Linked DNA regions of Homo sapiens: regions 2 and 3 are each linked to region 1. A link is a loop called in an ENCODE intact Hi-C map of the cell type or tissue named here. Cell type or tissue: HepG2. All regions are shown on one strand. Links, peaks and the distances in the headings refer to the core of each region. The heading gives the core; the rest is flanking DNA. Region 1 has its middle 170 kb from the start of MIR548F3. Region 2 has its middle 110 kb from the start of MIR548F3. Region 3 has its middle 220 kb from the start of LINC01848.

Region 1 (8,134 bases), core at 3,602-6,101:
TTGCAAATCCCTGTGAACTCTAACATCACTTATGGGTAGCAATTAAAGTATAGGAATTTAACTTATGCACACAGTTCTTGCCTGTCAGCAATGCTCTTGGTTCCACTGCTCAATCAATAATGCTAATGTCTGATCCAAATTCAACTCATGTTTGATGACCACCATAGTGTAACACTGTTACAGGAACTTTCACATTATCTCATTAATTCTCACAATCACCCTCATTTTACAAAGAAGAAATTGTGATTCATACGGGTTAAACAGATTTCTCCAGTTCACATAAGCTAGCAAGGGACAGAGCCAATATTTGAACTTCTGGTCTTTTGATGTGTATTGAGTGCTCTTTTTACTGAACATGGTCCTTACCTCACAACACTTAGACTAGGGAGGCATGAAGCCAGCTCCCCTCTGCAGCCTAGCCCAGATAGCCCTGGCACTATCTAAGTCCTCTTTCTGTTAATTACCCTACTCATGGGGCTCCCATGGGGGTTAACACAGGGCAGAGACGATTGGTGTACACCACAGGGAAGAAAACACAAATCTTAGCAGCTGAGAAGCAGGAGGTATGCCAAGAGAAGGAAAGAACATGATGTTTTGCAAAGGGGAAACTGATTTTTCAAATTCAGCTGCAGAGGAGGAATTGTGCAAGTATTTTACCATCAGTAATAGAAACAGTATTTAAATAAGTGGGACTAGAATCACAGTATTACAGAACTGGAGAGGACCTTATACATCATCCAGTTCCATTCCTCACTTCAAAGATAAGAGAGCTAGGGATAGGAAATATTAAGACTTATGGTCATAATTTTACATGACAGAGGCTTGGAAATCAAACAAAGGTCTCCCACATTTTAGGACAATGTTTTTGTTTACATGATGTCATGTCTTCTAAAGAACTACTGTTGTAAATAATAAAAATACATAATTTATCTATATATCTTGCATGTATTTTAATGAAAAGATAGATATCATTTCTTCATAGTAATATATCCTATTAAAATGACTAAAGACGTAATAGAGCTCTTTGTGAATTTGCAGCCACTTATTATAAAACCCAGAGTACAATTGTAAAAAACAGACAGACTTGATTTGTCTACATGAATGGAATCCTCTGACTGTATTCTTTCTTCGAAGAAAACAATTTTGTGAAAATACAGTCTGGGTCTTATATTTAAAGACAGATATATCTTATCTTTCATTAAGGTAGAAATCACCACTGTTAATGAGGATGAAATGGCAACTGAAAGTATAAAGATTTTGTTTCCAAAGCAGCAAAATTGCCAATAACTTTCTCTCCAATCTTTATGCTTGCTATATGTAAATGTACAATGAGAAAAATAAGCCAGAATAAAGAACAGGCAATCCTAAAACAGTTTTTGAAAAAACTCAATGTGGCCATCTATCTTCTTAAGTTGACTACAAAAACTTCCACTGTGGATTCCATCATTGATCTGTATTAAGGACTCTAATGGCTTCTGAGTGGAGGCAGTAAAAATAAAACAAAAACTGTGAATAATGAAGACGAGAACTTTTCATGGTACACTATATTCTGTTAAATTTAATGTAAATGGCTACTGAATTTTTCTACAGTTCTGATTTAAATGCACATTAGAAATCTTCATCTTCTTCAGGTATACTATTTGGAGTTTGTAAAACAGAATGTTAATGGTAATTTTCGTAAAGCTGGTGGTAAAAGCTTGTCCGGGAATATAACTCTTATAACTTTATTTTAATGAGGAAATAAATTTTCAACTCCACATAATTCTAACTTGGAATATTTCACTTTAAGTATATAACTTGCTTTAAGCTTGATGAACATTTGTACCTGGGAACGTTCCAGGTCCCAGTTCACTAGTAAGTGGTTTATTCAGATGTCTATCTCATTGTTGAAGCCCAAGAATTTTTGTTCAGAATTTGCTTTAATCTAGATAATTTTTATAATCAGAACTTCTCCAGGATGGCAACATCCTTTTCCTTTATTCTCTGTGGATAACAGTTTTCAGTCTCTACCCACTGGGATAATTGTCTGCAATCGAGATGAGCAGGGCCCATTTATTAAGACACTGCTGGCCAGGCGCGGTGGCTCATGCCTGTAATCCCAGCAGTTTGGGAGGCCAAGGCGGGTGGATCATGAGGTCAGGAGATGGAGACTATCCTGGCCAATATGGTGAAACCCTGTCTTTACTAAAACTACAAAAATTAGCTAGGCGTGGCTGCTGGTGCCTGTAATCCCAGATACTCGGGAGACTGAGGTAGGAGAATTGCTTGAACTGGGAAGTGGAGGTTGCAGTGACCCAAGATGGTGCCACTGCACTCCAGCCTGGCCAAAAAAAAAAAGAGACTGCTTGCGGAATTCCTTGGTTTGGAAATAAGCTATCCTAAACTTGATGCAGGTGAGGATTAATCCCTTGTACATGGTGAGCCTAAAATCTATTTTCTTTCATCTGAGCCTATAGAAGATATCAGGCAGTTACTTTCCTTTCAGATCAAGTTAATTCTTTCTAGATGAAATAGGTAACAGTATTTAAATTAATTTAATTAACATAGTTACAAGCAGACTCTTACTACCCAGTAAAATGTAGATCAGTTGCAAGGAAAACTGGTCCTATTCAAAGCCCAATATAATTGAATGCAGAGCTCAATGGCATTTTACTTTTTATTCTTAATGAGTCAATGATAACACGCAATTGTATCACCCTCCAATTTGGAATTTACATGTACGATGTTTGCTATAGTTTGGTGATATGCATGGATACACGTATATGTGTGGGCCTGCATATCCTGGATATCCAGGATAGTCACAAGTGTGTGTGTGAGTGCATGTACTTCAAGAAATATATATCTGTGTGTACATTCTTCCATATCTGGTAAACATTAAGTTAAAATGTGAACTTGAAAGCATGCTATGGAGTCTCGCTCTGTCATCTTGGCTCACGGCAACCCCTGCCTCCTAGGTTCAAGTGGTCCTCAGGCCTCAGCCTCCTAAGTAGCTGGGATTACAAGTGTGCACCACCACGCCTGGCTAATTTTTATTTTATTTTTTTGTATTTTTGTACAGATGGGGTTTCACCATATTGGCCAGGCTGGTCTCAAACTCCTGACCTCAAGTAATCCACCTGTCTCAGCCTCCCAAAGTTCTGGGATTACAGGCAAGAGCCACCGTACCCGGCCCCCTTATTTATTATTTCCAGAATCCTTGTAATTTTTTTTCAGTTTCTTCAGTATCCTAGTGAGGCTGCTGTTGTTTACCATCTCATATAGGAAACAAAGTAAATATGGAGTGCCTAAGGGATGTAATTACATTAAATGAAAGGGAGATGGGATATGAGGAGTCAAGCTCTTTTTGCTGTAAATTCCTGGTAGTGCCAGGCTGAGTCCTAAGTCTTGGTGGAATGGAGACCTATTTGGCAAGGGTCTGTCCTTATGGTGCCAGAATAGGAGAGCAAAAGAGTGAAAGTAGATAGCAAACACTCTTCTCTGGGGAGTTCAGCTCACTTCTTTGATTCCTTTTTTGGCTGGACCTCTTTATTGGCTCAAAATTTTATTTTTATTTTGGCATGAATGATTTATGACTTAGAAATTTTGAAGGTATTATTCTAAATATAAGAAGGTAGTTTAAGATGTTTCTACTGTTTGGTGGCAAGAAAACACTAGAAATGTCCATAAATAAAACATAAACAGAAAATGTTCTTCAGTCATTAGAAAGAGAAAACAGATTGTGCTAGTATGTGTGTATTTATAGTCACTCTATTAATTTATTGCCACACTGAAACCTCAGAGGTATAGGTTACAGATGATAATCCACCCAAATTAGGAAAGTCTGTAACATTCTTATTGGGATAGCATTGAAGTAAGAAGACTAGAAAGAAAAAATATCAGAAAAACATTAATAAAAACTACTCAAAAAACCACATTATAGTAAAAATAAATAAAATCACAGCATTCTGAATTTGCAACACTGTGGGATAAATAACTGGAATATGTTTCCCACAGAAAACATCTAAAATAGCTGGGTATACTATAAAAATATGAATAAAGGATAGTTTGGGTAGTCATACTAATTTCAGACCAAATAGAATGCAATAAAAAAGTCATTAGTAGAGATAGAGTGACACTTCCTAATGATAAAAGGTTTAATTCACTGAGAACATATAACAATCTAAAATTTTTATGCACTTCTTAATGCAGCTTCATATTTTTTAAACCCCAAAGTGTCAGAACTACAAGAAGAATTAGACAAGTCCATAATTTAATTTAGAGGTTTTTAACATATCTCTCATCCTGACTGATAGATCAAGCAGAAAAAATAAATCTATTCTAAGAGCATAGAAATTTTAACAGGACAACTAGCAACCTCAAGATAACAGACATATAAGGACATCCCAACCAACAATGACAGAGGCCTCACTATTCTCAACAACAGGTGAAACTTTTATAAGAAATAACCATGTACTGGACTATAGAGTAAGGCTCAACAACTTTCAAATGCTTGGTTAGAAAAAGGATAGCAAAATAAACTCACACAGAGAAGTAAGAAAATAATATGCATAAAAATACAAGTTTGTAAAGTTAAAAGAGCCATGCAATTGGAAAGACCAATAAAGCCAAGGTCAGCTCTTTGGAAAACCACCAGCAAAAACAATAAATACCTCTCTTGTCTCTCATTCCTGTAAATTATGCAATTTGGACTCTTGGACCCTTGGCCAGCAATTCCTTTGTCACTGGACCTTCTCTTCCCTACTGGTCCTTCTTATCACTTATGGTCTCATTTACTCTTGGAAATTATTTGGGTAAAATGTCTGTCTTTCACACTGGTCACAAAACTCTTTTGAAAATAGTGATGAAGACATATTTGTTAGAAGACATAATTTTTAAACTTGGGTACAAACACCATTATTCATGGTGGCTTTCAAAGGAACAACTGCCAAAAACCTGTTTCACTTCTTAATTTCTCCTGAACATACTTCTTTGTTTTGTGGTGGGGGATGGTGGTATTGATATCTTAATGTTTACCTCCCATTAAGTGATGCCACACTACATCTGAGAGGCAATGTATAACAATGAAAATAGTTCAGGATTTTGAGCTACTTGGAGTTTGTCACTTAAGGGCTTTCTCCCCTTTGGGGTAATTATAAAGGTATGAGTCTCAACTTTCTCAACTTTAAAATGATAGTAGTAGCAGTTACCTTGCAAGGGTATTGTGAATATTATATTAAGCAATGTATGCCTAAGACCTGGAATGTAGAAACTGCTAAGGAAACGGTGTCCATGCATTTTATAAGAAAAAACATTTACCTTGCCCATGTTTCAAAAAAAGCCCTCAAAAAGCTGTTCAAATATATCGAAGATTTGGAACATAAGTTTATATTCAATTTATCCCTAAGTTTTGTGGTTTTATGTGATTTCAAATTTTTTCTGCTTCTGCCCTGTGCTTTACAGTCTAAATACTACAAATATTTAATACCAAGAGATTCTACTCCTGGTTCTTCAATCATTGTAAATTTCTCTATTTGCATTCTACTTTTTGAGCATGATAATGTCAGTTGCTGCTGGATGGTGAGTTCACTAAAGTTACTGGAGCAGCTTCAAAGTTCAGAAGAAGAGCCAAAGGTCACACAGATTCTTTCCCATATATATTTTAATTTAGGTTTTACAAAATCTCACAGTAGCCAAATGGTAGCCATGTAGTTTGTTCAAATGCTATCACTTTTCAAAAATATTTGTAACAATTGGTTGGTGTTCTGATTATTAAAATCTTCATTATTTATTTATTTATTTTGGGGGTTTGTGGAGTATACTAATATATGTAACTTAGCCAAGTACAAACTCTTCCAGAAAGGCCGACAGTTAATATTCCTCCAATATTCATTCACAGTTCCTAGCAAGCATTATATATAATCAGTGCTCAATAAATACATGTTGATTGACAAAGGACTAATCAGACACCTACTAGACTACAGCAAGGCAGGTTAAGAGGAAAGGGTGAGAGCTGGAAGGCAGTATACAGAGGAAAGGAGACTGAAAAAGATTTCAAACACTGAACGTTTTGGAAAATCCTGCAAATAACTGTGGAATTGTGTGCTGGTGAGTGATTGTTTGCAGGTTGCTGATGATGTGGAGTGTAGGTACAGTATAATCCAGAGCTGCCATCAGGCTGATTTAATTTTTTTTCATTAGCAGTGGTACCGACTATAAAATGTTTATATTCAAATTCTAACTATGTATGCCTGGAGTAAATAAATAATTTACTGTATAAGCAATACATTATTTACTATGTTATTCTAAATATATATACTATTTGCATTTTACTGAAAATAAAACAGGTAGACTGATGATCTCTTAGGGTTCCAAAATAAAAAATGAGAGAAAAAAAAAATCAAGACCTCAGCTGTAGTGGGATTTTCTATAAAGCAGGAAGTAATAGCAGAAGATAGCCCCCAATATATGGAACAAACAAGAAAATTAGCTTTCTTATAGAAAATACTAATTTTACCTGACACCCCAAATACTCAACCATTAATTATCTGGATTTTCTTGGAAAATTTTGAGTTGGGCTTCTGGATTAGAAAAGTCAGCACCATAGACAAAAACGTTTCGAAAATTATTTAATTCCTTAAGAATTGTTGGTGACTTCAAAGAAGTGAGCAAGATAATACCCTATTTGGGTTGGATGCTCAAATAAAGCATGACTATATGGGCTGGTTCATTTTTTGAAATCACTCTGCTGGTTGCAAATCCCCAGCAATGTCTTGGAGGAAAGCTTCTTCCCAAATAAACTTGCTTTCTCCTTAAGCATATTATCTGTTGGCTGACCAATCAGTTCAGACTCATTTCTTGACAAGCAGAGTTCTGAGTCAGAGCCATTTTTGGTCCCATCTATTCCCAGCATCAAGCATAGAATCATGTCTTCTTGTCTCCACATGCAGGCCTGGGTGTTCCCCCACCACGGCTTTGGGAGTTAAATCTGGTGATTGAGAAGTGGGTCCAGTCCTTGAGATACAACATGGATATTAACTTGGGAATTAGTGATCCTTCCTAATGTGCAGAAAGAGCTTATTTCAGCTGCATACTAACAAGGACACGGGTTCTAGGGGCAGACATTCCATGTTGCCTCCTCCTGTTTTACCTGTGTGATGGGGACAAATTAACCTCTATCTGCCTCAATTTCCTCATCTCTAAAATGGTGATAATAATATTACATGCCTCCTAGGTTTGTTATGGGGATTAAATGAGTAAAAGTACAAAAACAAAATCACTTAGAGGCTGGGCATGGTGGTTCACACCTGTAATCCCAGCACTTTAGGAGGCAGAGGCAGGCAGATCGCTGGATGTCAGGAGTTTGAGACCAGCTGGGCCAACATCTCTACTAAAAATACAAAAATTAGCTGGGCATGGTGGTGTGCCTGTAATCTCAGCTACTTGGGAAGCTGAGGTAGGAGAATTGTTTGAACCCAGGAGGCAAAGGTTGCAGTGAGCTGAGATTGCACCACTGCACCTCAGCCTGGGTGACAGAGAGACTCCATCTCAAAACAAAACAAAACAAATGAACAACAACAACAAAAAAAAAAAAAAAAAAAAAAACAAGTTCAGCCCCCTCTTGCTCTCTCTAATCCTCTTTGCAATTCTGCTATGTTATGATACAACAAGAAGGCCCGTACAAGATGCTAGGACCTAAGTATTGAGCTTTTCAGCCTGTAGAACTTTGAGACATGAATGTTTTTCCTTATAAATTACCCAGTTCGTGATATTCTGTTATAGCATCACGAAAACATCTTGATAATTTATGTGTCTTTTAGCCAGCTCCCTTTGTCAATATTGAATAGATAAGCAATTAATTTTCTTCCTCCCACTTTGTCTAGAAATTGAAAAAATATTGCTCTGATATCCCTATGCCATAGGCTGATGCATTTACCTAGTAATTTGTAAAAAACAGTGCCCTCTGAAAAGAGAATCTCCTGAACTTCTTGGTAATCTTTCTATGGTACATTCATTTTTGGGTTTCCCTTACAAGCTTCCTACCAGTGAAAGCTTACTACAGACAGTAATCCTTGGATGGTAGGATGATTGACAGCAGAGCTCTTTCCTAAGAACGACTGTACTCACCTCTTTTTAGGAACTCTAAAATCACTATGGC
Region 2 (8,134 bases), core at 3,039-5,538, 56 kb after region 1:
GCCACATGGCTGCATTAAATCAAGAGATTAAAATTACTTTTTAATTTCTCCTCAGATTTCTTAATACAAAATTTTTTTTTCATTCCATAGAATTTCTCCAGTAAACATTAGCTGTAATTACTAGTGGTGTTGTTTGATAATATAGCAAGAATATAAGCTATCTACTTTGTTAAACAAAAACAAATAAATAAGATAGGGGGCAAGATGGTTCTGGTGTTGGCAGCTGTTATAGTAGTTTCCAGTGTGGCAGAAGTAGCAGCATCTTTGGGGCCCATTACCCATTGTGGACATCTGGGGGTATTTCTGGAGGCTCAGGCTAGAATCTGTTTTTTCAGCCCTCCAAATATTCTGTGAGCCACTTATGTACTTTTAATTAATCCCTTTCTGCGCAAAGTAGCAGGTTCTCTGGTCTGCCACGAAGAACCCTGAATGACACACCATCTAAACTAGAAAAAAAAAAGCTTACACAGCACAAAGAAAGAGAGGACAACTATAAGAAGTAAACTTTTTTTGACAGTTGGTTTTCTTCTGAGCATAGCCATTAATCCTGCTGTCAGGAGGAATAAAGATACTTCCTGAGTAAGGTGTAAGGAGTTGAGCTGGATTCTTGTAACACTGAGCAGTGGTGGCATGCAAATGTGCATGAGCCTTCAGAGCTCTCCTCCTATTTGTTAACTCTCCTCCGAAGTTTTTTGAAATCTGTGGTGAAATAGCTCTTTTTTTAAACAAAAACTTTTAACCCAGAGAAAATATGCTTAATCCCTTTGGGAGACAATGAGGGCATCAAATATCTGAGATATTTTTATTGATTGATTTCTTTTTTTAAAAGGCCTTCCTCTCACAATAACTGCTTTATCCTTCTTCTAAAATCAGTCTACACTCCTTACTACACCTCTGAAAACCATCTCCAAATCATCATGTGTCTGTCACCCCTTACCCTTGTCCTGGGATTCTCCCCAGCCAGTGCTCTTTTTTTCAGGTTATTGATGTGGGAAGATAGGTTCTGAAGCTTTTAAGCTCTTCTTGATTTCCATCAGCTTCGAAATGACTTCACATCAACACACAGTAAACAGAAGTTCCTTTATGCAAGTTTAGATCCAAGACAAATTCCCTGGTTGCCCTTCCTTACCAGATTGCCACCTCAGGATCTTCTTTTCTAGATATTCTAAAGCCACTACTGAATTATTATCGTAGTCTCCCCAAAGTCTTCATATTTCATGGTGCTGATGTTTGACAGGACACCTTCACCAGCCTGCTTCTGTTAAGAGACCACTATGAGGGGTCCATTGCGGGGTGGAGATGGAAGCACACACAGAAAGCACTCCTTGCTCTTAAGTTCCTGGCATGTACATGCTTTTACAGTGGAAATCTCATGACACGGCCTATGGCCTGCTTTCCTTAGCCTTGTGCTACCATAAATGTTTAAACAGTAACTACTATATTTAGAATAATTCCCCTCTTATAGGTCAGGTCTTACTCATTCTGCCTTAGGTTGGTATAGCTAAGTGAAAAATGCACAATTTAGAATCTAGCAGAACTAAAATTCTGACTGTTCCACCTGTAAAACGTGCGATATTGAGCCAATGATTTAAATTCTTCATATGACAGTTTTCTCAAATGTAAAAGAAGTGACGTGTCATGATTTCACTGATATTTTGATGTGAGAAATACAATTTAAATAACATAATGAAGAAAATGCCTGCCACATTACAATTATTTGCTCAAATAATGAATCTAATTTTTCTTTATTAATAAGAAATCAGACTTACTCTCATAGAGATGTCATATTTCACCCCAATAATAGAAGCTTGAGAAAATAAGATCAATCCAGATTAAAAAAATATAAGACATACATCAGATGTCATATGTGTATTACACTGCTTCAGTGTCTCAGTGGGCAGGGAAAGTCAAGTTTATAAATGCCTTTATTTCCAGAATCCAAATTAATTACGTTCATTGTAAATGCAGATATGTAGAATACCTGGGGTACAAGAAAGTGATCATGTAGAATTAATAAAATATAAAAACAGTGTAGTGGCATTTATGGGAACAATGATTTTCAAGAATAAACAGCTTCTACTTAGACACACTAAAAACTAAGTGGTATTATTTTGGGGCGGGGGAACATCCCTGGTTATCATACTGGTTGATTTCTTGCTGTATCCTTTTGTTCTTTCATTGATTTTAATCTAGCTCCTAGGTAAAATTGTTTTTTTCTTCTCTATAATCATTAGGATATAGATATGTATTTTGTCATTTCACCTTTGTATTTTGTCATTTCACCTTCCACTTCCAATCCTTTTCCTAAAAGCAATGTATATCAAAACAACTTTCTGCCTTAGTATCTTTGTACCTTGCATCACAGCAGAAAAATATCCAATGTCTTTTGTTGCTGTTGGGTGTAAATGAGGCTGATGTATTTTGGAAACTACCTGTCCAAAGCCACGGTAGTTTGACTAATGGATCTGAACAGTAATGTCAATCTTATTCTCTTCTAAGTTTGAAGATGCTTAGTGGCAAAGAGCGGTTCATTTTTTTTAAGGTAATGCATATAGTAAAACACAATAGCATAAAGGCAACTTGACACAGACACAACATTCTTTTTTTTTTTGGAGCACTTAAGATCTGAAATGAGTAAGTTGCACAAATTTCAAGTGTCAATAATGGATTTTCTTTAGTCCGTTTCTACATATAAGAGGTGACTGGAACAACATATCAAGCCAGGTACGACATGCCTCTCTGGCCAAGCAAAGTGTATCGACATACCCTCCTGAGCTACTGGCAACACAAGAGTTTTCCTTCTCTAACTTATCTTCCATCACTTGCTGGGTCCTGCAGGATCCCATTAGGCCACCCCTGGGAATTTATTTTATGCTGTGGTAGCTTGTTCTGGCTTAAGAGTTTGATTTTTTAAATAAATTTTCCTTTGCTGAAGTGGTGTGCTTAATAAGTGTTTGCCATGCCTCAAATCCATATCAAATATCACAGCCCAGCTTCTCATGTAGGTCAAGAGCAGAATGTATATTTTTTTTCCTGGGCTCACCCAATATACTTTTAATTGAATTAACTGCCAATATGTAATAAATAGATTATTATACATTTAATAAAAACATTAATATTTCTGACTACTTTAGAAAACATCAGAAGATATAGGCAATACTGAGCCAGCCGTCTGACAAGCGGTGATTGTCCAGAGCTGAGGAGTGTTGCCTCATTTAAAGGGCATATATTCTTCAGCTCTGAGTCCTCATGATTTCTATTGTTTCTTTGAGAACAATGGCGAGTTTCAGTTGTTACCTGTCATTGCACTGGCACTGGTGTTTTCCTTAGTGGAGCAATATGTCTTTGGCACATGTCTCTATCAGAGGTGGAAACCGAAAGGAGAAACCAAAGAGGCTGAAGAAGAAAAATCAGCTAGATTATAATTCTTAATGAAAGTGAGAAGTATCCCAGATGACTCATCCGTTTGCATCATTGCTCATTTCCTACAGATATTTCAGTTTGCAATCCCCGTTCTAAACCCATCTGGATTTAGGGACACTAGAATTGCACTGCCTTACTGATCCATCATTTTTTCTGCAAAGAAGATTGCTGTTGTTGCTTAAGATTGTTTCCTGAATAAATCTTTTACATCTTGCTGCAGTCTTACAAAGTATTGACTTATAGAAATGGCTCTTTCAGGACTTCAATCAAAATATTAAAATAAATGTGTATATTATTAGAAACACAGAAGCATATTATGGAATGGCTAACTACTCATAAAAATCATCTACCATCTGACTAACTTGGAACATTTCTATTAGTTGAATTTCTTTGATTGCAAACAATACAAACAGACCCTGGGTAATTTAACCAAAAGAGAATTTATCAGAAGACTAGGGGATGGCACCACAATCAGTGACAGGACTTGGGAGAACCAGTCTCAGCACGATGGGAACAAGTACAGCTTAGGGAAATTGGATTGCAAAGTAGAGTGACAGTTCTAACAACATGCTGCTGATGACAAGCAACATCTCCAAAAGGTTTTTGTTTTCTTATTCTTTCATCCATTGACTCAAGACTCAAAGTCCAGATGTCCAGATAGCCTACAATGAATGACACTTGTCCCTAGGGGAGGTCAGTGTACCTTGATTGACAGCTTCACAAAGACTACAAAAAGTGGTGGAGAGGTAATTCTTTAAAAGAAAATCCAGATCCCTATGACCAGAAGGAAAAGGAGAAGGTTGCCAAAGAGACAGCAAATGACCACTACAGAAGCTGTTCACTATAATCTAATGTCTTTAATTTCTACAGTGTTTTGCAGAAAACAAAAAGACAAAAATAAGACAACAAGAAATAAGAAACAAAAAGAAAAAGAAAAGAAGACAACTCACTTTGTACCTTTGACACATTCTCTACAGATTGCCTTTCATGGATATAGGGCCATTTGCAGTCAGCTACATTCCCTACAAAAAGGTTCAAGGCCCTAATATGAATAGGTAAGTCTCAGTCTTGGTATTTCAATTCCAGAGAAAATTTTTTAGTAACAAAACACTTAGACTGTGAGCAGAATTGGGAAGCCTACCTAAACTACTATAGGGCAAAGAAATAGATCAAAGTGTTAAAATATATTTGAGCAATACCCCCAATGTGAATGGCTCTATTTACCATCACTCTCAGCTAGATAAAACCTTCTAATCCATTGTGGTGCCTCAGGATAGAACATTCATTTCCCCTTTAGAGTTTGCTGGGATATCTAAGGACGTCCCATATTCTTATTTTGATCTGTGCAGCTTCGGCTATCCATAGATTGTCAGAACTAAAATGATTGTTTGTCAGAGAGTTGCCAGGGACCATTCATAGCTCAGAAGATTTTAAAATTATATCAGAAGATATCTAAAGCTTGTGATGCTGCAGACCTGCTGCAAAGATTTGTTAGAAGCAGGGGAATTCTTTATGCTGGAGGGAAGAATTACAATAGAAACACATAGGGATTTGGGCTGATTAAGTCAAAATCTAGTTGAGTTTCATATATATTATGATCTCCTATTTGTTAATATCATCCAAAAACCTTTGAAAATCAGTAAGCCAGAAATATTCAGTATGCAGCTTGGGCCCATCAGGGAGAGTTGAAGAGACCTGTAAATTGATTTTCAGTTGTGTGTGGGGTGGGGTGGGGAGCAATGTGAGGAGTGAAGGTGTGGAAATGAAGAAATGTGCTGAGCAGCATTGGTTATAACTTTAAGCAAATTCTTCATGCTAGGAGATAAGAGAGGCAAAGAAGAATTAGTTATAAGATCAAAATGGTGATGTGGGTGCGGGGTAGGACTTTTCAATGAATTTTCCTTCTTAACTTGCCCCTTTACCACAGTCTTACCTTTCTCTCTTCACTCCTCTTTAATACCAAACTTGCCACAGGATGCCTGCACCCTCTTCCCATCTCGCCATTTTTATTTCAAAATGAAATATGGCCAATTTGATGTATAAATTTAATTTTGACATTGAAATTTTCTAGAGGCTTAACTTATAATGTCAAATATAAATATACTTCAAAATTGTTTTTTCTTTCTCTAATGTCCATCCAAATTTCTTGCCTCCAACATAGTCTCATCCTTGCTTTCTGAGCCTACTGTGTTGTTAGGACATTTTATCCTCATCTCTATTTCTGTTTCCTGTGTAAAGAGAAAGGAGTAGAAGGTGGCAAGGAAAAAGTAAAAGATAACGGAGAAAAAAACTATTTTATTCAGATCCCATGTAATATTTATCTTATGTCTATCTTGCTGTCTCCTTGGTTTTAAAAACTCTACTCTGAAAAAAGTGTTTTAGTTTATTCAGGGCAGATCTAGATATGTGAGCCCTAAAGATTAGGCAAATTGGGGGAACTTTTATGGAAAAGAATATAAAACCATGAATAGAAATTTAATGATGAATATTTATCTGGCTTCCACTTCCAGTTTATATGAAGAAGAGCTAAAAAATCTTTTCAAATCATGGTAAAAACAACAAAATTGACAAAATGGATAAGTAAACCTTATTTTCTAAGGGGCGAAAAAGGAATTGTAGATATAATAAAGCCTTGATGAACTGAATTCCAAAGAAAAACAAGTGCTTCCTAGTTAGAGTACCATGGCAACTTCTCTACCTAGGGAACAGCTCCTGGTCTGGATACGAGTGGGTGGAGGTGTAGGCCTGATGTTGATGAAGAGACTCGGCAGGGTTAAAAAGAAAACAGATAAGCTTTAGATGACACAGTGATGGCAGGAGATATTTGAATCTGGAAGATTCCAAGCAAAAAACAAATTTTTCAGCCAATAAGTTTCTCTGTCTGAATATTATCAAGAATTCAGCCATGAAAGAGAAGCTGATAAACAGAAAGAAATAACATATTTTTGTGTTGCTTCTATTTTGAAGCCCTGACCAAATTGAATCCAAAGGTGAACTAAAAATATTTTAAATTGCATCTCAACTTTCTCTCATTTGGAATATAAAGCAAGATAAAAAAGAGACTAGTGATACTGAAAAAATGAAGCAGGCTGATCACAGGTAAAGTCAATGCTGTGATGTAGCACAGGCTCAATTTGATTATAAAGATTCTGAATGCCAGTACCTTCCCTTAACTTTCAAACAGGGGCAGTGGCTTGCATTCACTGTCAAAGAACCAAAACAAATTAAATTTTTATAGTATTATTTTATACACCATATTCATAATACAATAAAAGATTAGAAGATATGTGATGAAGCAGGAAAACATGTCCCATCACCAAGAAAAAAAGTCAATATAAATTGAGCTAGAAATTTCCGGGTATTAGATTAGGCAGGTCCAGAATTAAACATAACTGTGAAAAATATATTAAGTAATTTATAGGAAAAAATGGATAAAGAGATGAACTATTGTGGGAGAGAATTGGAAGTTGTAAAATAAAAAAAATTGATTAAAATTCTAAAAGTTAAAATTATAATATTTGAAAATAAAAATTTGTTGAATGGGTCTTCAAGTAAATTGTAAAAGAAAGATTCAATGAACTCAAAGATGGATCAATATAAAACATCAAACTGAAGGACACAGTTTAAAAAAAAAAAAAAGGAAAAAGTAAACAGGCCATCTGTAACTTCCTGGAATTATCAAGAAGTTTAGCACGCTTGTATTTGGAGTTCAATAAAGAAAAAAGAGAAAGAAAAAATAGAACATATTTTAAACATGACAACCAAAATTTATATTTTACAAATTTTATAAAAAATTATCAATACATTGATCCAAAAGCTTAACAAACTACAAGTAGAAAGAAGAAAAACACACATAGGCATGTTATAGTCAACTGCTGGAAACCAAAAAGAAAGAGAAAATCTTAAAAACAGACAGGGGAAAACAGAAACATTATATACAAAGAAACAGCTACAGGAATTATGACTGACTTCTCATCAGAACACTGCAAACCAGTAGACAGCTGAATGGCTGATTCATCTAAATATTGGTAAAGATATGGACTGAATAGAACTCTCATACATATCTGAGGTAGCTATAAAATGATATGCCAATTATGGAAAACATTTGAATTTTTCTTATATAATTCAACTTTCATCTACCTATGACACAGATATATATACACACACACACACACACACACACACACACACACACACACATATGTGTCTATATATAATATTTTCTGTATCTATTCATGTGTTAATGGACATTTAGGTTGATTCTGTATCTTTGCTATTGTGAATAGTGCTGCAATAAAGATTAGAGTCCAGATATACCTTTAATATATGGATTTCTCTTCCTTTGAATAAATATCCAATTACTGATTCATATGGTAGTGCTCAAATTAAAAAAAACTGCAACCTCAGAACATCATAGCCAGCAAAACTGTTATTCAAATATGATGGATAAAGTCCTTCACAGACAAACAGAAGCTGAGAGAATTCAGCACCACCAGACTCATCTTGCAAGAAATGCTAAAGGGAGTACGTTTCAAGGTATGAACCCACTGGTAAAATTAAGTACATGAGCAAACCCAAAATACCCTATTACTATATTTATGGTGTATAATCCACCCATAACTCTGGTATTAAGCACAAAAGACAAAATATATTAAAAATATCATAGTTACAGCAACCTGTTAAGAGGTAATTTTAAGAATGTAAATTGAGA
Region 3 (8,134 bases), core at 2,369-4,868, 240 kb before region 1:
AATTAAAAGGGTATGGAAGAGTAGCATGTAGAAGTTAAGATCATGGATTCCGGTGCAGGCTGTGTTTGTACCCCTGCCTATTAGGTGTGTGACCTTCAGCCAATTGCTTATCCTCTCTATGCCTAAGTCCTCATCCTTAAAATGAGAAAAAAAACTGGTACCTATCTAAAACATTGTAATGAGAGTAAAGATTGAAACAGTGGTTATTGTTACTGTTGTTATTATTGTTATATTATTATTGGCTTGGAACACTGGGAAGAGATGAAGAATAGATGGTATGGACAGATGGGATACCAGGGCTTTCTAAATGATCCTAGGGAAATTGCTTAGGAAATGTGGGGTGTTTGTGTGTGTCTGTGTGCGTGTTTTAGGGAAGAATAAACTGGGATCAGGTAAACTGTTCCTTGGAGAATGTCTGCTGAGTACACTAGAGAAGGACCCCATGAAGGATTTTTGTTTTTTTGTACCCAAACAATCGGATTTATCTCCAGCATCTAACTGTGTATACATAATGAAGAACCTGCATTTGCCTGTGCCCGGTGCCCAGCCAATTGTTCCTGAAACCTCTGAGGGGGATTTTATTATTGTTGTAGGACTCTCTCCTTAGTTCAGCTAAGAGCCGGTTTCTTGTTACACAGCCATGAGAGAGATTAGGCTCGCAGACACTTTGAAGGGTGAGAATAAATGGACTTTATTGGAGAAAAGGGAAAAAAAGAGAAACAAGGACCCTCTGCGAAGCTAGAGTTCTGGTAGTGCGCTTCCTGCCTCGCAGATTGAATCCCAGGTACCACGCAGGAAGAAGAGGGGCCAGGTTCCTTCCTGCTGCAAACGGTGCTAACTTCTGTGGCTCCACCCGGGTGTGCAGGCCAGTTGGGGTTTTCCCGGGGACCCCCTTACACTTGGATGTCTCATTATTATCTCTACCTCAGTGTTTTTTTTTAAAAATCAGTTGATAAACAACAAAAGCAAAACTTGTTAATGTCATGGGAATTTTGTTTTTCTCTATGAAATTAACCTAGCGCGAACAACTATGAACGCTGCAAAACAAACAATGAAGAAACAAAAAATTCCAGAATACCTGTCTGGAAATACAGGCCCCCTAGGCATTGCGATTAGGATTAGTGTTGGAGGAATTTTTCTAAACCTGGAAGTCAAGGGTGCCTGAATCAGAAAAATTTAGACTCCTGTTACATTAGCACTCTTCAGATGGTAGAAGAACTTTTTTTGAAAAAACTACTTGTTCCGTAGAAGAAGCTTCTTAGATGAACAGTCTGGTGCAGGACTACACAGTGCTGTCCTTGAAACACTGTAGGATCAGGATCACCTGGGAGTTCATAAGAAATACAGGATCTTGGGTTCCACTCCAGACCTCCTCTATCAGAGGCTTCCTTTACATGTGCTTCATGTGTACATTCAAATTTGAAAAGCTTTGCTTCAGGGGACTCTAACGGGTTTCACACTTCTTGGGGTGCCTAACTCACCACGCTGGTGTGGTAAAACATCATGAGAGGCTGTGGTTGAACATTTCCCCATGTACAAGGAGAAGGATTTCCAGAAAGTAGATAGAATGGTAATGAGCATGGCAATTACAAATAAAGCCTTTGTTTTGAATTGGTAATTGAAGAAATATGCAAAAAAGTATGCAATTCTTCATTTTGAAATCTTTTAAATCCTCAGACATCTTGAAGTAAAAATGCCTCTGGAATGTGGCATAACACTTAGATCCTTTAGAAATTTAGATCAAAGGTGAGAATCATCAAAGTGTTTGTAGGTTCAAAGTAAAAAAATATACCAGTTCTGAAATACAAGAGTTATGTTGAGACGGTTTTTTGTCTCTGTGTGTCTTTATGAGGAAGTGCTTCTTGAACCTTTTAACCCTATAGACTTGCCAGTTTGAGTGGAAGAGGTGACATTTTCCTTTAAGCTACAGGTTGCATTCTGTTCAGATCCTCAAGCATCAAGGTCAGGCTCTGTTCAGAATAACTGAATGCTAATTGACTTGCTGGGAATTAATGTGCATTATCTTGTTTACACCAGTGTTCTGTTGGCAGTTTGTAAATCATTCTCTCCGGCAGGCTCTGACATGGATTTGAAGTTTGTTTCTGTTTTATAGGAGTTGGGTTAATCTCTAGCTATGCTAGAGGGTTAGAGAAATTAGACAGAATGAGAGAGGGGGGACCTCTCCCCTGCACATTTCTATATCATGAATGATTGTCAAAATTGACAGTGATTGTGCAGCCTGCATTTACCTCCAGGTAAGAAACAGGCTGGCTATATAATTATGCTAACGCTTTCCAGGGAATTTATTTTTTGTTCTCTATCTTTGCCAAATGTACACAGGCTCCTGCTTGCTTGAGCATTTTCTCAGCAACCAACCAACCAACACACACACACACACACACACACACACACACACTCTCTCTCTCTCTTATAAAAATAGGCACAGACTGGCTGGCACACTCATAGAGACCATGCAAGGTGACCTCAGTGATTTGTATGGCTACTCCTCCCCGTGGTCCATTTCTCAATGCAGTGGGCATTCTTCCAAATACACAGCAGCTCTTTGTGCAGTAATCACTTTGCCTTCTATTGAAACCCCAAGAAAGAGGTATACAGTTCCCCTACATATTGCTCTGCTTTTGGTCTACATTAACTATGATCCTATAAGAGGTGTGGAACCACAGCAACTCCAACTTGGATAGGAGCTGGGTAAAATGAGGCTGAGACCTACTGGGCTGCATTCCAAGATGGTTAAGGCATTCCAAGTCACAGGATGAGATAGGAGGTTGGCACAAGATACAGGTCATAAAGACCTTGCTGATAAAACAGGTTGCAATAAAGAAGTCGGCTAATACCCACCAAAACCCAGATGGCCACGAGAGTGAACTCTGGTCATCCTCATTGTTACGCTCCCACCAGCATCATGAATTTACAGATGCCATGGCAATGTGAGGAAGTTATATTATATGGTCCAAAAAAGGGAGGCATGAATTATCCACCCCTTATTTAACATTATCATCAATAAATAACCATAAAAATAGGCAACCAGCAGCTCTTGGGGGGCTGCTCTGACCATGGAGTAGCCATTCTTTTATTCCTCTGCTTTCTTAATAAACTTGCTTTCACTTTACTCTAGAGACTCGCCCTGAATTCTTTCTTATGTGAGATCCAAGAACCCTTTCCTGGGGTCTGAATTGGGACCCTTTTCCGATAACGGTCCCACTGTTGTTTACTTTTCTTCTCGCTAGCTAGCTATGTGATCTTGGGCAAGTCACTGTGCTTCAATCTCCTCATCTCTAAAATTAAGGGATTATACTCCTTAGGTGTATCCTGGGTTTCATGCTTCTTTTTCCTTTAGTTCTAGGAAGCAAAATAGTTGCTAGCACCAAAACTGCTCATCTTGGACTTTAAGCTTGGAGGAACCTGTAGGGCTGTAGCGAAAACTATGGTGACAATAGAGGCTTTATTTGGAGTTCCAGAGCTGCCTCTGAGTTAATGTGCAACTGACCTTTGGCAAGTCTGTTGGATCTTCAGTTTTCTCCTCTGTAAAATGGAGATAAATAGAGTTTCTTGCCTGTCCTGCAGGGCTGTGATGAGAGAGTGTATTGCAGTGAGTAAAGTGCTATATGGTGCAGAGGATGATAAATTATCCAGGTTTGTCTGACCAGTCCTTTTAACTAGGGAGATGGCATCAAGCTAGTCCCAACCCACAAGTATCCTCACTAGCAGCAGCTGCAGTGCTCAGTCTAGTTCCATAGGAGAATCCTTTAGAGATGAAGATGCCTGGACTGCACCTCAACACCACCCAATCAGAATTTCTAGGGGAAGTCTCAGGTGTAAAAAAAAATGCATGTGCAGCCAGGTTTGAGAACAAGTGATCTAAAGACAAGGAAATCTTACCACCCCCTCAGTCTCAAATCCTGATATTCATCGTATGTGACAGGATGTCCCTTATCACATCTGATGCCTGAGGTGTTGTGTAAGACAGAACAGAGTCTGCGGGGGACTGCCCTGCTGTAGCCTTCTTATTAAACTTGACAAATATACCTTCTAGTCTTATTTCATGGTTTTCTTCCCCATATATTGAATGGAAGGAATCTCTCACACTACTATTGGAAATGAACTTTCTGAGCACTGTGTGTCTTTTGGGAATGAGGCGAGGTTCAGCTTGAACTATATTTAGCCCCGTCTAAGCCCCTCTTTTAAGTAGTAACTAGGGCACAATTGAACTTTATCTTTCGCCGTTTGGAAAACCAAAGTAGTAGAAGACGATAGGGAAAGAGAAAGCAAAACAAATGGGTTTCTACTTATATACTTTTGTTACCAGTTAGAGCCTGTTTAGAACTGGCCACTGGTTCAGTTCTGTGCCTAAGGAACAGCTGTGGGAATGAGTATCTGGAGTTTATGCAAACTGCTTCCAGGTAACAAAGGCTTAGGCTAAATCTTTCTCTTTACTGTTCTGCTCTGGTTCCACCATGTCAGAGAGTAAACTCATGCTAGATATTTCAGAGCCATAGTACTAAGCAGTGCCATTAAGAACCTCAGAGCAGGCTGGGAGCGGTGGCTCACGCCTGTAATCCCAGCACTTTGGGAGGCTGAGGAGGGCGGATCACGAGGTCAGGAGATCGAGACGATCCTGGCGAATATGGTGAAACCCCGTCTCTACTAAAAATACATTAGCCAGGTGTGGTGGCGGGTGCCTGTAGTCCCAGGTACTCGGGAGGCTGAGGCAGGAAAATGGCTTGAACCTGGGAGGCAGAGCTTGCAGTGAGCCGAGATTGTGCCATTGCACTCCAGCCTGAGAGTCAGCAACACTCTGTCTCAAAAAAAAAAAAAAAAAAAAAAGAACCTCAGAGCAGGTGGCAGTTGGAGGGAGGAAGAGAAAGAAAATAACCCCATCCCAAATATGTGATTTGAAATAAAAGACGCAAAGCAAATTCTCAGGAGGTGGCCTTTTTATTTGTCTTTATTTATTTCACTTTAGTTTGTCAGTGAAATGAGATAAGAACATCTATCTCCTGCTAAATAGGGCCCACGTTCTTTTAGGTAAGAATGTAATGCTGGAGGAAGGCATTTCTGGAAACTCGGTTTAATCTATTTCTGGGGTAATGGACTTGCACAGCGGCCTCAAGTGCCACCGTTAATAGCTTCTTGCTTCTTCCAGCAGAAATGCACTAGAGCTGTGTTCAGATGTGTGTCCACTTTGAGGGAAAGAACAACAGAAACTTCTCTGGGAGAGGGGGAGAGTGAGAGAGAGAGAGAGAGAGAGAGAGAGAGAGAGCGAGAGAGAGAGGGAGAGAGAGAGAGAGAGAGAGAGAGAGAGAGAGAATTAAGCACATTCTTTAATCCAGCAAGAAAAAAGAAGAAATTACCTTAGTGCATGCTCCTACCGGTATAAACAGAAGCATTAGGGAAAAAGCTAGTTTCTTCATGACTGAAAAATATTTAGAACATAGAACTTGGGCTCCTACTTCTCTATATTTCCTTGGTTGCTTTAATCCTGTGAGCTTTCGGCTCCAGGGAGAAAGTCTAAAAATACTACCTCCTATTTGTTCAAAAGCAAGTAACAAAGGTGGAAGGGTCCTGCTTTTGCCTTAAAGGAAAAAAGAAATATGAAATCTTAGTGTTTTCATTTTTAAACTCTAAATCAAAGTGTGGCTTTAGAATATTGTGTTTTATTTTTATTAGGCAATGTGGAGGCATGCAACACAGATTCAAATGGTGCAAAAGGAAATACATTGGAAAGTTATTCTCCCTCCTAGCTTTATCCAGGTACTCCAGTTCCCCTTCGCTGAGGCAACCTCTGATGTTAGTTCTTGTGAATCTTTTCAGAGATATTCTTTGCATAGCAAAGTGTGCGTGTGTGTGTGTGTGTATGTGTGTGTATATGTGTGTGTGTATGCACAGATTCACATGGCCCTTTCTTCCTTCATTTAACATAAATAGTTGCATTCTACACACATTATCCTGCCCCTTGTGCTAGTCACTGAAGAAGTTGTCTGAGAGGTAATTTTATATTAGGACATAGAGACCAATCTTCTTCATTTTAATAGTTGTAAGAAGTTCACTGAGGCAGATATTGTAATTTTTTTAACCAGCTGCTCCAATACCAATTTAGCCTGTTTTGATTAATTTGCCACTACAATGTTGGAATGAATATTCTTATACATATACCTTAAAGTATACAATATTTTTGAATCTTAAGTTGCCACAATGTAAATTGATTTGCACATCTCTCTTCTTCCATGGTTGCAAGCTTCTCCCAGGCTAAGCAGAGATCTTTAGCAGATTTAATTGTATTTTATGTTTGAAATATCAACTGCAGGTCAGAGTGTATTGCTGTTTTCTGGATGTGAGATTTCCCTTGGGTTTCATTTAGCTGTTACCAACCTAGCCAGGGAGGACAGAAGTTTGAATTGTGTTTCCACACAGCCACCCGATCAGTTATTGAGCAAATATGACCCTTTCTGCTGCAATGGTAAGGTCACAAAAGTCACCTGAACAGCCTGAAGAAATCAATCCTACGGTGATCGAGGAACCACCTCTGACTTAGGGCTTTCTGAATGCACAGAATTTCTGACTCTGCATTGATAAGGTCATACATATGTGTGTACCAGACCTCAGGACTCCCTAGGGTTCTGGTTTTCAAAACTCTGAATAAATAGAAACTGGAACACATTTGGAGTGAGACTGAAGTCTCTGGGAATATTGAATCTTTGTACTTTTATTTTTTAAGTAGCAAGTATGTTTGGGCCGATAGATAAATCGGAATGTAATCATGCAGAGACAGTGAGGTAATCCTTCCATTCATCAGACGCAGGGCCATGCAAAGATACCAAGGTTGTCATTAAAACGTGGAAGCTTCCTACTTCTTGGTAAAATAAGTAGAGGAGGTTTGTTTTTACATTGATAAAGGAAAAGGAAAGCACTATCAGCAAAGAGGAGACAGGCAGTACCAAGATGAAAAGAATACAGGTTGAGAGTTATAAGACCTATACTTAGTTCAAATGCTGCATGATTTTTAGTTAGGACCAAGTCAGAAAACTGAAGTCAAGCTTTAAAAAAAAAAACAGAGTAAACATATTTGTTCTACAGATTGTCTTGATCTGGGGATATAAGAAGCCGTAATGTACTCAGCCGCGATTCACCTCTCAGCTTTGTTATTCTCAGGCTCCACATGGTGGTATAATGGCTGCCAAAAGCTCCTGTCCTTCCAGGCTCAAGGCTGGCTGGTAGAACAGCTTCTCTTCCTCTAAGAGTTCAAACAAAAGTCCTGGATGGTCAAGGGTCAAAAGTCAGAGAGCTCTTAGCAAACTAATGAGGTTACAAGGTGCTTGGTTCCCCCAAATTCATGAATGTCCAAAACAGCCTCTCAATAGGTATAAGGCTTTGGCTCACTTAATTTCTTATTGTTTTACTTTCCTCATTTGTAAAATATGGTTGAATTTTATAATCTTTGTGTCCTCCTCCAAATCTGAACTAATTTCCCTTCTTCCTCTTTTCCTTTGCTTTTCCACATTTATTGAGAATTTACTCTAGACGGGTATTCTACTTCCTATTCTTGATTGTTTATATTTTAATATGTATAAGAAATACATATGCGTCTAAAGAAGAAAACATTTCTAATCTAATAGAGATAAGTATAAAGAGCAATAGGAACACGGAAGAGGGAAGAATTATATCATTTATGGTAATAACATTTGAATACAGTTTGAAACTTGACCAGAGTTCCACAAGTTTGTGGTGTATACATGTTTGTGGTTGTATACAAGGAATAGAAGTGTGAAGCTGAAAATACTGAAAATGAGAAAAGTGCAGTGGTAAATTCACCCATACTTACATATTTATTTACTAGAGTCATCTACACTATTCTGGTAGTACCCAAGAGGATTGAGGACAGTACAGAGACCAATCAAAAGTCACTAACCAAATAATTAAAGAGTAGACAAGTATAGTTTCTGAGCAAGTATCACGGAAGTAAGTTAGAAAATAAATACTGAAGGATAATTAGGTAATAATTTCAGCTTGATTATAAAGGAACAAAAAAGAATTAACCGAACCAAACTAAACCACATCATCACCATCACCTCCCTCCAGAAAAAGTTCATAGTGATTTATAGTACATAGCCCAGTG

What was found. Hi-C counts contacts between places; a loop is a spot of excess contacts. Peaks named below come from ENCODE experiments on the same cell type or tissue, not always from the same donor. Only the 100,000 strongest peaks of a DNase experiment are listed, where the experiment ranks them.
Region 2: a loop joins it to region 1, with 2.4 times the contacts of the local background. A loop is called at or near these places in 2 of 110 quality-filtered maps.
Region 3: it touches region 1 in a loop (4-fold over the local background); 2 of 110 quality-filtered maps call a loop at or near these places.

Annotation. Positions count from the first base shown.
Region 1 is chr5:110,342,402-110,350,535 of GRCh38, forward strand. No RefSeq gene overlaps it. Among named protein-coding and RNA genes, the nearest start is that of MIR548F3, 170 kb to the right of the region's middle. In HepG2, for the core only: no CTCF peak of the experiment used is centred there; a DNase peak (open chromatin) is centred at 4,680.
Region 2 is chr5:110,398,684-110,406,817 of GRCh38, forward strand. It overlaps a transcript of TMEM232 not described here. Among named protein-coding and RNA genes, the nearest start is that of MIR548F3, 110 kb to the right of the region's middle. In HepG2, for the core only: no CTCF peak of the experiment used is centred there; a DNase peak (open chromatin) is centred at 4,058.
Region 3 is chr5:110,103,422-110,111,555 of GRCh38, forward strand. No RefSeq gene overlaps it. Among named protein-coding and RNA genes, the nearest start is that of LINC01848, 220 kb to the left of the region's middle. In HepG2, for the core only: no CTCF peak of the experiment used is centred there; DNase peaks (open chromatin) are centred at 2,510 and 3,460; H3K4me3 peaks cover 791 bases.